Linked DNA regions of Homo sapiens: regions 2 and 3 are each linked to region 1. A link is a contact called in ENCODE Hi-C or POLR2A ChIA-PET data. All regions are on one chromosome and are shown on one strand. Each heading gives the region's core, a stretch centred on a gene start or an enhancer-like site at or near the end of the contact. The rest is flanking DNA. Distances are from core to core; before and after follow the strand shown.

Region 1 (4,359 bases), core at 853-3,352:
AAAAATGCTAATGATCATCTGAGTGTTCAGTGAATTGCCATCTTTTTGCTGGGGGAGGGTCTTGCCTCAATGTTGGTGGCTGCTGACTAATTAGGGTGGTGGCTGCTGGAGTTTGGGGTTGCTGTGGCAATTTCTTAAAATAAGACAATGAAGTTTGTCACATCAATTGACTTCCATTCAAAAGACTTCTCTGTAGCATGTGTTGCTGTTTGATAGCAGTTTACCCACATAACATCTTTAAAAATTAGAGTCACTCTTCTCAAACCCTGCCACTGCTTTATCAACTAAGTTGATGTCAATTCTAAATCCTTTGTTGTCATTTCAACCGTGTGCACAGCATCTTCACCAGAAGTAGATTCCATCTCAAGAAAACACTTCCTTTGTTCATCCATAAGAAGCAACTTGTCATCCATTCATGTTTTCTCATGAGACTGCAGCAATTCAGTCCCATCTCCAGGCTCCACTTCCAATTCTCGTTCTCTTGCTGTTTCCACCACATCTGCAGTGACTTCCTCCCCTGAAGTCCGGGATCGCTCAGAGTCATCCATGAGGGCTGGAATCAACATCTTCCAAACTCCTGTTCATGTTGCTGTTTTGACCTCCTCCCATGAATCATGAATGTTCTTAAGGCATCTAGAATGGTGAATCCTTTCCAGCAGGTTTTTAAAAATTTTCTCCCAGATCCATCAGAGGAATCATTGTCTAAGGCAGCTGTAGCCTTATGAAATGTCTTAAATAATAAGACTTGAAAGTTAATTATGGAAGTTAACTTGAAAGTTAATAAGACTTGAATGTTGTGTTAATGGCTATTTTAATATTTTAATGGACTTAAAATAGTAAACCATGCAGTAAACAGATGTGCTGTCATGTAGGCTTTGTTGTTTCATTTATACAGCACAGGTAGAGTAGATTGAACATAATTCCTAAGGGCCTTAGAATTGTTGTAATTGGTGAATGAGCATTGGCTTTAATTTGAAGTCGCTAGCTGCATGAGCCCCTAACAAGAGAGTCACCCTGTCCTTTGAAGCTTTGGAGCCAGGCATTGGCTTCTTTCTAGCTATGAGAGTTCTGGATGGCATCTGCTTCTAATAGAAGGCTGTTTTGTGTGCATTGAAAATCCGTTGTTAGTGTGGCCCCCTTCATCAGTGATCTTAGCTGGATCTGCTGGAGAACTTGCTGCAGCGCCTTCATCAGCTCTTGCTGCTTCTCCTTGCATTTTTATGTTACAGTGATGGCTTCTTTTTTTAAACCGCATGAACCAACCCCCGCCAGCTTCAAGCTTTTCTTCTGCAGCTTCCTCGCTTCTCTCAACCTTCATAGAATTGAAGAGAGGATCTTGCTCTGGATTAGGCTTTGGATTAAGGAAATGTTGTGGCTGGTTTGATTTTCTATTCAGACCGTGCACACTTTCTGCATATCTGCAATAAGACTTTCGCTTTTTTATCATTCGTGTGTTCACTGGAGTACTTTCAGTTTCCTTCAAGAACTTCTCCTTTGCATTCACAGCTTGGCTGACTTTGGCACAAGTAGCATCTTTCTGCTTTGGATGTGCCTTCCTCACTAAGATTGATCATCTCTAGCCTTTGCCTTAAAGTGAGAGGTGTGTGACTCTTCCTTTCACTTCAACACTTAGGGGCCATTATAGGGTCATTAATTGGCCCAATTTCAGTATTGTTGTGTGCCAGGGGATAGGGAGGCCTGGGGGGAGAGAGAGAGGCAGGGGAATGGCTGGTCTGGCGAGCAGTGAGGATGTACATGCCATTTTTCCATTAAGTTTGCTGCCTTGTATGGACGCAGTTCTTGGCATCCCTAAAGAATTTCAACGGTAACATGAAAGATCCCTGATCACAGATCACCAGAACAAAAGGAACAATAACAAAAAAGCTTGAAATATTGCAGGAGTTACCAAAATGAGACACAGACACCAAGTGAGCACATGCTGCTGCGAAAATGCCACAGGTCAGCTTGCTCAACGCATGGTTGCCACCCACCTTCAATTTTTAACAAATGCAGTATGCGAAGCGCAGTAACATGAGGTATAGGCTGTATATGAAAGGCAGTTAGACCAACCGGACGCTAGGGGGAGCCAGTCCCCAACACCGGGCTTGTTTCTCACACCAGCGGCATGTCTGTCGGGTGAGTTGTTCCCAAAACCACCTCCGGTTCTATAACTCACTAGAAAAGCCCCCAGAACCCACTGAAAGCTGCTACGCTTTCCGTTACAGTTTATTATGGGGAACGGAGACAACTTTAAGTCAGCCAAGGGAGGAAACCCATGGGGGAGTCCGGGAGAGGTAACAGAGCTTCGACTGTCCTGTCCCCGTGGTGTCTGGGCTGTGCTACCTTCCGGGCACCCTGTGTGACTGCACGGGGAGTTCTGCCAACCAGGGACACTGCCCAGCCTTAGAATCCTGGGTCTCTTCTGGCATCCAGCACCTAGGGATAGCTGACTTCCCACATGGCCAGTCTTAGTCTCCAGCCTCAGAGGAAGTCGAACTGCAGGACTCAAAGGGCCCCTACCGCACATCACATTGCTGCCGCTGGACTTGGCTCAGGGACTCCCGCCCCCATGTCACAGTGTTCTCTTCAGTGCAGCCAACCTACCCTAAACCACATTATGGGACTGTCCAGTGTGACCCAAGGCCACCAGGCAAACAAAGACCCTCCTGTCAGGCATGGCATCCCAAGGGCTTTGAGGTCACTTCCCAGCAGCAGAGTGCAAGGGCAGGGGGGTGTTCTTGGGAACAGCTCAGTTGTGGACTATGCAGTTTGCATGCCCACACTGTGGTCTGAAGGTGTCCCACCCTCCACATTAGTACGTTGAAATCCTCACCTTCAAGATGATGGTGTTATGACATGGAGCATTTGGAGGTGATGAGTTCATGAATGGGATTACTGCCCTTATAAAAGGGACCCCAGAGAACTCCCTCATCTCTTACACCATGTGAGGACTCAGTGAGAAGGTGCTGTCTATGAACAAGGAATTGACCTCACCAGCCACTGGATATGCTGGTGGCTTGATCTTGGACTTCCGGCCTCCAGAGCTGTGAGCAGCACACTTTGGTGGTTTCTAAGCTGCCCAGGCTGTCCACATGGACTGGGATACTATGTATTGCATCAGTTCCACCCCTGGGCTGTTATGCCAAAGAGATGCCCACAGGGTTCCATGAGGGCACAGGCATGGGATGGTTACAGAGCCATTGGTTGCTGTGGTGACAGGTCCTCACTGCTGAGGATGTGGAAAGGTGAATATGGTGGAGGCCTCAGTGGTAACTGAACTGAGTAAAAATTGTTCTGCTACAAGGGCCTGCACATGGGGTGCCCTTGACAAGAGATGTGCACATGGGATTTGCACATGGTGGTGCCCTAGGTTGTGTGTATGTGTGCATGGATCAGAGAACTCCAGGAAGAGCCCATTTTGCTGACGATTGATTCCTAAATGCAAATGCAACTTCTTCCAAGATGCAACGTGCAGAAGAGTGGGGGCAGGGCAACAGGCTATTGCCATTCCTGAGAACCGGGCTTACCTTTTTGGAAACCTGTGGATAGACTGCCCATCCAATTGCTGTTGGTGGTAGGATGTCCCCAAGTCTCGTTCTGCTGCAGGAGAGTGGGGTCACTGAACACAGAGCTATCTACAGCTGCAGAGGCTGTCTGGCAAGCACAGGGCTGTGGATACTGCACCCACCAATGGGCTGAAGGACTTTGCAGCTCAGGAGCCTCATTGGCTGTGCCAGAGTGCGGTTTGTCTAATCTATATCCCGCCCTTTCCCCTGTAAATTTTGAGCCCTCAAAATCATCTTTAGAGAAAGGCATAGACCTGTCTCCTAGGCTCATCCTTAACTTTGGCAAATACATTTTCTAAGGTGATTGAGACTTGTCTCGTCATTTTCCCCTATTGACAGGTCCCTCTCATAAGGAAACTAATCCCATTTGTGAGGCTCCACTTTCATGACCCAGTCACCTCCCAAAGGCCCCACCTCCTAATACCATCACCTTGGGGGTAAAGATTTCAATATATAAATTTGGAGAGTGGGACACAAACATTCAGATTGTAACCCCAGTGACTGGATTTAGGGCCCACCTGAAATCCAGGATTATCTCAATCCAAGATTCCTAATCAAGTCTGCAAACAGGAAGTCCTGTTTTTCAAATTGGATCACTTTTGTAAATTCACAGAAGTGTCATTTTGGAGGGTTACCATTTAGTCCTCTCTGCGGGGTGTCTTAACTTCAATCCTCTTGGAGGCCATCTGTTGAGAAGTGTGTATGTGCGTCATATATCCATGTTATAGGTGAGGAGATGGAGGCTCAGGGACATTAAGCAGCCCCGCATCCCACAGCTAGAGGCTGCAAAGTC
Region 2 (4,359 bases), core at 802-3,301, 750 kb after region 1:
GGAGGTTGCAGTGAGCCAAAATCACACCACTGCACTCCAGCCTGGGTGACAGAGTGAGACCCTGTCTCAAGAAAAAAAAAAAAAAAGACAAATCTATTGCTAGTAGCAAAAAGAAAATTTTTTTTGAAATATCTTAAATGTCCAATAATAGTAGATTAAATGTTTTGATATGTTCAAATAGAATACTATGTCATGATTTAAAATATCTTTATGGAAAAAATATTAGCATGGAAAAACATTCACCATAAAGTGTTCATGTGAAAGAAGTAGATTATGAAACAATACATACACTATATCCCAATAATGTGTGTGTGTGTGTGTGTGTGTGTGTGTGTGTAGAAGGCTAAAAAGCATATATTTCTGTTTTAGTCTGTGCTGCTGTAACAAAATATCACAGACTGGGTAATTTATCAACAATAGAAGTGTATTTGTCACAGTTGTGGAGACTGGGAAGCCCAAGATCAAGGCACCAGCATGTCTGATGTCTGCTGAGGGCTGCTCTCTGCTTCTGTGATGGCACCCTGTTGCTGAGGGAGAAGACAAACCCTGAGTCTTCACTTGGTGGAAGAGAAGAAGGGGCTGAACTGGCTCCCTCAAGTCCTTTTATGAGGCATTAATCCAATCATGCGAGCAGAGTCCTCACGGTCTAATCACCTCCTAAAGACCTCACCTCTTTCTTAATACTGTTACATTGGGGATTATCTTTCAACTCGAATTTTGGTTTTGTTTGTTTGTTTGTGACAGAGTCTCGTTCTGTCACCCAGGCTGGAGTGCAGTGGTGCAATCTCAGCTCACTGCAACCTCCGCCTCCCAGGTTCAAACGATTCTTGTGCCTCAGCCTCCTGAGTAGCTGGGATTACAGGCATGCACCGCCACGCCTGGCTAATTTTTTGTATTTTTAGTAGAGTTGGGGTTTCACCATGTTGGCCAGGCTGGTCTAGAACTCCTGAGCTCAGGCAATCCACCTGCCTCAGCCTCACAAAGTGCTGGGATTACAGGGGTGAGCCACCGCGCCCGGCCTCAGCATGAATTTTGGAAAAGACACAAACATTCAAGCCAAAGCAATATCCTTATGTTAATTCCAGTTATCTCTGACCATGGAATAATGGATAACTATAATTTTATTCTTTGTGCTTCTCTGTACAATCCAATTTCTCTCTACAATAAATATGTATTGCTTTCAGAATCAATGAAAATAAGTTGCATTTAAGAAAAAATTTTTCTCTTCTTCCCAGTTTGAAATACATTTTCTTTAAATTCAAGTCTACTGCCACATTAGGCAGGTTTTGTTTCTTTTTTGTTTGTTTAAATGAAACAAGTAACTGTTCAGCAAGTGGCTAAGAATAACCTCTCCAGGCAGTGGTAAGAAGTAGGAAGTAGGGAAAGAGAGAAAAGAGCTACTCAGGGTCAAAAGAGGCACCGACAGGGTTGGGGGTGGAGTTCAGAATGCCAGGTTAGCTGCCAAGGTACAGAGAGAGAAAGACAGAAACAGAGAGAAAAGGAGGGAGAGAGAGAGACAGAGCAGAGAGGGAGGGAGAGAAGAGAGCACACGTGTGTGCTTTGACCAGCAGGCCAGGATGGGGCTGTTTTCCTCTCCTGTGTCTGCCCCCACCTTGCAGGATCATTTGGAGTCATTGCAGGGCTAGCTTAGCTCTGCCTGAGTCACCCCCAACAGGTAAACTTCTACCAGCAGAGTCTCTCCTTTCGGTTAAAGAGTTGCTTATAGATCTCGTGGTTTTTCAGTTAACATCCTCAGGATCCCCACTTCAGCTCCCACCTTCTTTCCCAGGTCTGGCCTCCCTAGTCCCAGTTTTGGCTCCATCATCCTATTTCCTTCACTCCTTTCCTCCAGCTTCTTCCCAGCTTCTTCCCTTCGTGCATCTGCACCTCAGCTTCCCAGTGCTCTGTGTTCACTTTGCTCATCGCTCGGGCTTCAGCATCTCCCACTATGTTGGTTGATAATTCCCCACCAGAGAGCCACACACCCCTGAGGAAGAAGGGAGAAGCCAGAGGTTTCTGGAAAATCCAGGAGGCGGAGCAGGCTGGAATGGAAGGTAGAGACAACCATGAAAGTTGAACACGTCATCTGTGCAGGACCGTTCATACTGACATGTGGCTTGACACCAGAAATCTGGGTATTGTAATATCATGTTGGAAAGGAGTTTGTGTGCCTCAAACAACTACTCTAGAGATGTTTTACAATGACAATGATAGAGTAGAGGAATCTTCTAATTCCTACCAAATCAGAAGGGAATTCCTCCTTCCTGCCTGCCTGCCTGCCTTCCTTTCTTTCTCTACTTCCTTTTCTTTCTTTCTTTCCTTCCTTCCTCTCTCTCTTTCTCTCTTTCTTCCTTTCTTTCCTTCTTTCTTTCTTTCTCTCTCTCTCTCCCCTTCCTTCCTTCCTTCCTTCCTGAGACAAGGTCTTGCTCTGTCTCCCAGGCTAGAATGCGATGGTGCAATCATGATTCACTGCAGCCTCAACATCCCAGGCTCAAGTGATCCTCCCACCTCAGCCTCCTGAGTAGCTGGGACTACAGGGGCTTGCCACCACGCCCAGCTAATTTGCGTGTGTGTGTGTGTGTGTGTGTGTATGTGGTAGAGATGGGGTCTCACTATGTTGCCCAGCTGGTCTCAAACTCCTGGTCATAAGCAATCCTCCACCTCGGCCTCCCAAAGTGTTGGGATTACACGTGTGAGCCACCATGCCCAGTCTCTATTTCTTAATAGTGTCAGCAACTGAAAGATATAGAAAAGGAAGTCTGTTTGGTGTGTCTGTTGCCTCCCCAAAATCTTCAGCCTTTGTAGGACAGTGCATCCCACTGGGCAAAACCAGAGAATATTCTTTTGTGAGCCCGTAAGTAATTGTCTGCAATAGACATGCAGGGGCCTCTACTGTCATCTCTTATGCAACTGAACTTCCTAAAAACTGTGGTGTTTATCTCTTCTGTTGCTCAGCACTGCTGGGACTGGGACTGCAAAAAACAAAAAAGCACCCAGGTTTACTGCCCTTAAAAAACTGACTGCTAGAGGAGATGAGCATATACATGACAGGATGTGATAAGATATTAAGCAGAATGTGATCAGAATCATAGGAAGTATATACAAAAGATGGGAACACTAATAGAGGTGACTACAACCACCTGCTTTGTAGAGGAGATGACATTCAAGCTGAGTTTTAAAGGATGAGTAGGAGTTGGCCAGAAATGGAGAGGGAGAATAAACCATGGGGAAGTAGTACACAGGCATGGCATGTTTAGAGCATTTTTGGAGCAGGGTAACCAGAATATACTGGAGGTTGCTAGTAGAGGAGATTGGAAAAGAAAGGGTCAGATTATTAATGGATTTACGTATTATGCAAAGAAGTTTATATTTGACCCTTTTTTTGACAATCTGGCATTTAGCCTTATCATAAAATAAAGATCTCTCAATGCTTCACATAGAAACTTCATCTGATCTCTTGAGGATCAAAAAATGGCTTTCTGGGTTTTTTTTCTTTCTCTCTCTCTTTTGTTTTTAATATCTCACATATACTTTAACCACCATAAATTCAAGTTTTCTCTTACTCAGACATGAGTTGCTTAACAATGGAATAATTCATTTCTTTATTTCTCAACATTGCCCTTTTGAAGGTTTTAGGTTTTAGGTTTTCTAAAACTCTGAATACTTTTGGCTATCATTATCCAGGGAAAGCCTGAAGACACTCCAAAGCACAAGGACAAAAGAGACCTTGTTAGATCTAATTAAGCGCTCCAGCACCAGGGGCACGGGGAGCAAGAGAAAAATACAGAGTCAGAAACTGAGCCGAGTTCTATGGTGGTACAGAGTGAGGCCTGCTTCACTGTGGGCTGGGGCTGGGGCAGGGAGGCCTTCATCTTGCTCTAAGCTGTGCAAAGTACCTCCCACGAGGCTAAGTATAGAGCTACTCAATAAAAATTATGCAATGTGGCTGGGCACGGTGGCTCACATCTGTAGTCCTAGCACTTTGGGAGGCTGAGGCAGGTGGATTGCCTGAGCTCAGGAGTTCGAGACCAGCTTGGGCAACACGGTGAAACCTCGTCTCTACTAAAATACAAAAAATTAGCTGTGCATGGCAGCATGTGCTTATAATCCCAGCTACTGGGGAGGCTGAGGCAGGAGAATCGCTTGAACCTGGGAGGCGGACGTTGCAGTGGGGCAAGATGGCGCCATTGCACTCCAGCCTGGGTGACAACGCGAGACTCCATCTCAAAAAAAAAAAATGCAATGCTTAATAAACTCTCTCTTATCCTGATCCTCCTTCCTCTCCTCCTCCTCCTCCCACCACCACGTCTCTCCTCATTCCAGGTGGCTTTAAATATCAACTGTATAATAAAGCCTCCA
Region 3 (4,359 bases), core at 1,264-3,763, 530 kb after region 1:
CACAGGCAGCAGAGAAGCAGAATTCTGCTGAGAGCTGTGACCCGAGGACACTGGGCCCCACCAAGCCCACGGTGCAGACCCTGGACTGCTAGAGAGGATGGCAGCACCATCCCCTCCAGGAAGAGCCACCAGGCCTGGAGGAAAACCTGCGCCTCTGAGAGCCTCAAAGGAGCTGTGCCAGTCAGAAGGTGCCGCTCAATGGTCCTGGTCCTCTGGGGGTGACAGGGTCACACTGCGAGCCGGACTTTACACAGCACATCAGTGTGAAGGATGCCAGCATCCTTGTCTGTCATCTTCCTAATTATGAGCCTGCTCAACCCCTCCCCAGCCACCTAGCTCATGCAGGGCCTTCGCTTCTTTGGGCCTTTCCCTCCTTCATGCCATGAGAAGTAAAGGCCAAGAAGGGTCGCAGGACATAGGCCCTGGGGGCTAGGAGCAACCGCCAGTGTGGATGTGTGCATACTAAACCCAGGGCAGGGCAAAGAGAAACACTAGGACCCAGAAACATCTGTCTCAGAAGTGCTTTCATCCTGCTGGGATACACTAAGGTACAGGCAGGAAGAAAGCCCCATGCCTGAAGGGGAAGCTACTGAAGACACAGCAGGTGGCTGAGCAGTGCCACAGGTGACAGCTCACTGCTGGGCTTGTTCCTGCACTACCTTCCCTGGTTTGTCCCCTGGGATGCTGGGGAAAGAAATTATGTTGGGATTTTTTCTATAAATAATTTCCTGTCATTGTGTGTAATGATTGGCGAATAATTTCACAACAACTGGCTGTTTCTTTGTTGCATTCTAAACTTGAGCAGCACTGTGGATCATCAGCATTTTCTGTCTCCCCGCCATTTGAAAAGAACAGTTTCCTGGGACAATTCCTTGAGCCCAGGTCGAGGCTGCGGTGAGCTATGATCACGCCACTGCTCTCCAGCCTGGGTGACGAAGTGAGACTCCATCTCTAAAATATAAATAAATAAATAAATAGCAAAATGTTTCCCTTTCTCCATAAGAAAAATGCTTTTAAAAATTTCTCCTCAGATGCAAACATGTTAAACCCAAGTAAATGTCCCTTCACCTGGGTAGGCCTCAAAGGAAAAGTTTCAGCCACCTGAAATGCCAGTTAGCTGGTCAGCCTGTAAGACGCTTGTTTATTTGTAAAGAAATAGCCCATTCTGCGCAGTCTCAACAGTGGCCCTGGGAAACGGCAGCCCTGCTTTTATTTTTAAACCTCAAAGTTCATCTTAGAGATAAAGCTTTCTTTTCTCATGAGAGGCTGAGTGTCGTACATGGGTATGAAGGTGTAACATAGGCCTTAGACAATCATTTGTAACCTTAGAGGCAACAGGAACATTCAGAGCTGCCTGCCAGGCCCAGACACTCAAAGTGCTACAAAGTCGCCGATCTTTGTGCTTTGGGAGATCAAGTAGTTCCCTTCCCCAGGGCTATATTTCAACCAGGGTTGAGTTCATCTTTGTGCTTGTTTTTTCCCAAATAGCTCACTTTCTGATTTTTTTGGCTTAATAGTGAGATTATTTAAGAGGCACCAAAAGAAAAAGCTCAGTGAAAAAATTGTTTTAGCAATAGAATGAGTTAGTATGAATCCCAGTGCTCATCATAATATTGACTGTTATACACATAAAATACGAATGGCGAAAGAATAAGAGGGGTTCCTTTTTTCTTCTTCTTCTTCTCGAGATGGAGTCTTGCTCTGTCGCCCAGGCTGGAGTGCAATGGCACGATCTCAGCTCACTGCAACCTCCGCCTCCTGGATTCAAGTGATTCTCCTTCCTCAGCCTCCCGAGTAGCTGGGATTACAGGCGTGTGCCACCACACCCTGCTAATTTTTTGTATTTTTAGTAGAGACAGGGTTTCACCACATTGGCCAGGCTGGTCTCAAACTCCTGATCTCGTGATCCACCCACCTCGGCCTCCCAAAGTGCTGGGATTATAGGTGTGAGCCACTGCGCCTGGCCAAGACGGGTTCTTTAACAGTGGAAATAGAAACGTCATCTTCTGCAACGCTGAGCATCTGCAAAGCCCCCCACAGACAGTCTACTCAGGTGAGAACTGAATTTCCTCCCAGAACACTCTCTCCATTGTCATCCTTCCTTCCCCGATCCCAGGTGAATACATGTGGCACAGAGCCCCTCAAAGAGGCCTTCCATTCCCTTGTCCACTAATTTGATTTTCAGAATGTGGAGCCACGTGCCCCCTGGGGCCTGGCCTCTGCTCCCTGCTGCAGGTGCAGAAGCAAACAGACCATGGGGCCATGAAGTTTAACAGGCTGCCCAGGCCCGGGCACTCAGACCCTGCTGCTTCTCCCACCTCCCACCTCGCACCTCCCCACAGCCTTTTCTATCACACAGCCAAGGATTCCTGTTCCCCATCCTCTGTTGCTTATCATTTCTCCTGACCCACGCACAGAAGGGACTCTATTTCTAGGAGCATCAGAGAGAAGCTTTCAAACTTTTTTGCTCATGACCCACAGCAAAAAGTGCATTTTCTGTTGCAATTAAGTGCACATGCACACACAGCTGACTCACATCTAAGTCAAAAGTTTCAGGAAGCAATACTTCCTTTCACTACCTGCAAAGCCTTCTGTTACTTTCTGTTCTACTCTTCCCAGGCCGCACCACCCCCCACATTTCAACAATGCTCGTTGAAATCCACGAAACTGATTTCCCAATCCCCTAACGGTTTATGGTCAGCAATTTGGAAAACACTGGCTGAAATACTAATGAAAGGGCATCGCGGGCCTTCCCTGATGCGAGGGGAGGAAGGAAGGCTTTGCTCAGCTCTACGTTCCCACAGACCCACTTTTCCTGCCCTTTGCCCCACATCCCACCTGCCACTTGTGATTAAATAACAGTTTAACATCACCAAAGCTCCCTTTCACTCAAGAACTAACTCAATTAGGCTTGAGCTGGTGGGAGCTTAAAGCAGATTAAGGGAAGACAAAGGAGGCTTTGGGGTTTATCTTCAGCTTTCATGTTCCTAGGAGCTCTCTCTTCCTGTGCTGAGTCTTAAGCATCAAAGGGAGGGAGGCAGGGAAGGAGAGGAGAGGGGAGGGGAGGGGAGGGGAGGGGAGGGGAGGGGAGGGGAGGAGAGGAGAGGAGAGGAGAGGAGAGGAGAGGAGAGGAGAGGAGGATGGAAGGAAGGAAGGGGAGGGAGGAAGGAAGGAATGAAGGAAAGGATGAAAGGAAGGAAGGAGAGGAGAATGGAAGGGAGGAAGGGGAGGGAGGAAGAGAAGAAAGAGAAGAAAACTCTCCCAAGCCCCCATCATGGGCTGAGGCCAACCAGCACTGCACTGGTCACCCCCACTTTTATTTTTAAACTTCAAAGTGCATCTTGGAGATAAGGCTCTCTTTTCCCATGAGATGCTGAGGGCTGTGTTTGGGTGTGCAGGAATAACGTAGGCCTTAGACAATTACTTGTAACCTTAGAGGTACTGGGAGGGTTCCGGGCTGTGCTGGGCCCAGATACTCAAAGTGCTTCCTGAGGAAGATGTCCGTGGTTCAGCTCAGGGATGGGCACTGCTCCCCACGCTCCTCCAATGGGGCAGCTCCCTGCTCCGACCCCACCTCCCACCTCCCCCAGCAGCTCAGACAGCCATCTGTGCGGCAGATGAGCTGCACACAGAAGGTGCTCGGCAAACACTTGCCGAATCCCCTGAAATGGTCCATCTGGGCCCCTTTACAAATCGAATTCTTTCTAGATCAGTGGCGCCCAACAGAATTATAATGTGAGCCACACACGTCATCTTACATTTTCTAGTGGCTAACTAAGAAGTAATAATAATAAAAAGAAACAGGTGAAATTAACTTTAGCAATATACTTTGTATATAAAAATCATTATCATTCCAACATGTAATCGTATAAAATTTGTAAGATTTTTATAGTCTCTTTTTCTAGTACCAAGGGCTTGAAATTCAGTGTCAGTTTGGAATTGCCACATTTAGAGTGCTCAGTAGCCGCATGGGGCTTGCAGCTACCACCCTGAGCTGCAGCTCTGAACTCTAACCAGGACTCGGGGCAACTGGGGCCCAGGCTGGAGCTCAGCTCAGAAGGAAGGTGCTAGGTGGAGTCCTCCAGCCACAAGTCACAAAGCAGACTGTGTTGGGGGGCCTTTGCCACTGCACCCCCCTCCCCACCGTCCTCACTTGCCTTCCCCACCTGGCACTGTATCTGGTGGGAGGAGATGGGCAGGGCGTGGGAACAGAAGGAATGGATGAGGACTTAGAGATGTGTGAGCAGCTCTCACAGCCATACACTGCCCCTGCTGGGGAGTCCATGTGGACCCCTCAGCTGGGACTGACCCCATCACCTGTAGTGAGACACACCAAGAAACACGCCCCATCAACACAAA

What was found. Hi-C counts contacts between places; a loop is a spot of excess contacts on that map. ChIA-PET counts read pairs that join two places held with the same protein, here RNA polymerase II (POLR2A). Pooled maps may share reads with other maps.
Region 2: a loop to region 1 is called in a map of CD8-positive, alpha-beta T cell, with 3 times the contacts of the local background. The contact joins the promoter of TMEM78 here to the enhancer-like site in region 1. A Hi-C loop is called at or near these places in 1 of 168 maps with a recorded cell type or tissue (CD8-positive, alpha-beta T cell) and 9 of 50 pooled maps. POLR2A ChIA-PET finds 5 or more read pairs at or near these places in 2 of 52 experiments (HEK293T and T-cell).
Region 3: a pooled map shows a loop between it and region 1 (2.1-fold over the local background). The contact joins two enhancer-like sites. A Hi-C loop is called at or near these places in 2 of 37 single-sample maps with no recorded cell type and 4 of 50 pooled maps.

What each region holds. Positions count from the first base shown.
Region 1 is chr1:228,499,034-228,503,392 of GRCh38, forward strand. No RefSeq gene overlaps it. Among named protein-coding and RNA genes, the nearest start is that of RNF187, 14 kb to the left of the region's middle. RefSeq lists enhancers at 1,871-1,970, 1,935-2,229 and a silencer at 2,071-2,160. Within about 2 kb of position 2,103, at least 6 of the 41 ENCODE cell types and tissues checked have a DNase peak (open chromatin) inside an H3K27ac peak, as active enhancers do; they include CD8-positive, alpha-beta T cell, where a contact is called at or near this core.
Region 2 is chr1:229,247,585-229,251,943 of GRCh38, forward strand. It overlaps TMEM78 (transmembrane protein 78), which reads left to right and starts at 2,052. Exons shown (of 1, transcript NR_172940.1): 1 at 2,052-4,226. All of the region lies in intron 1 of LOC102723935 (a long non-coding RNA gene), which reads right to left.
Region 3 is chr1:229,025,143-229,029,501 of GRCh38, forward strand. No RefSeq gene overlaps it. Among named protein-coding and RNA genes, the nearest start is that of LINC02815, 130 kb to the right of the region's middle. RefSeq lists an enhancer at 2,382-3,119. Within about 2 kb of position 2,514, at least 7 of the 41 ENCODE cell types and tissues checked have a DNase peak (open chromatin) inside an H3K27ac peak, as active enhancers do.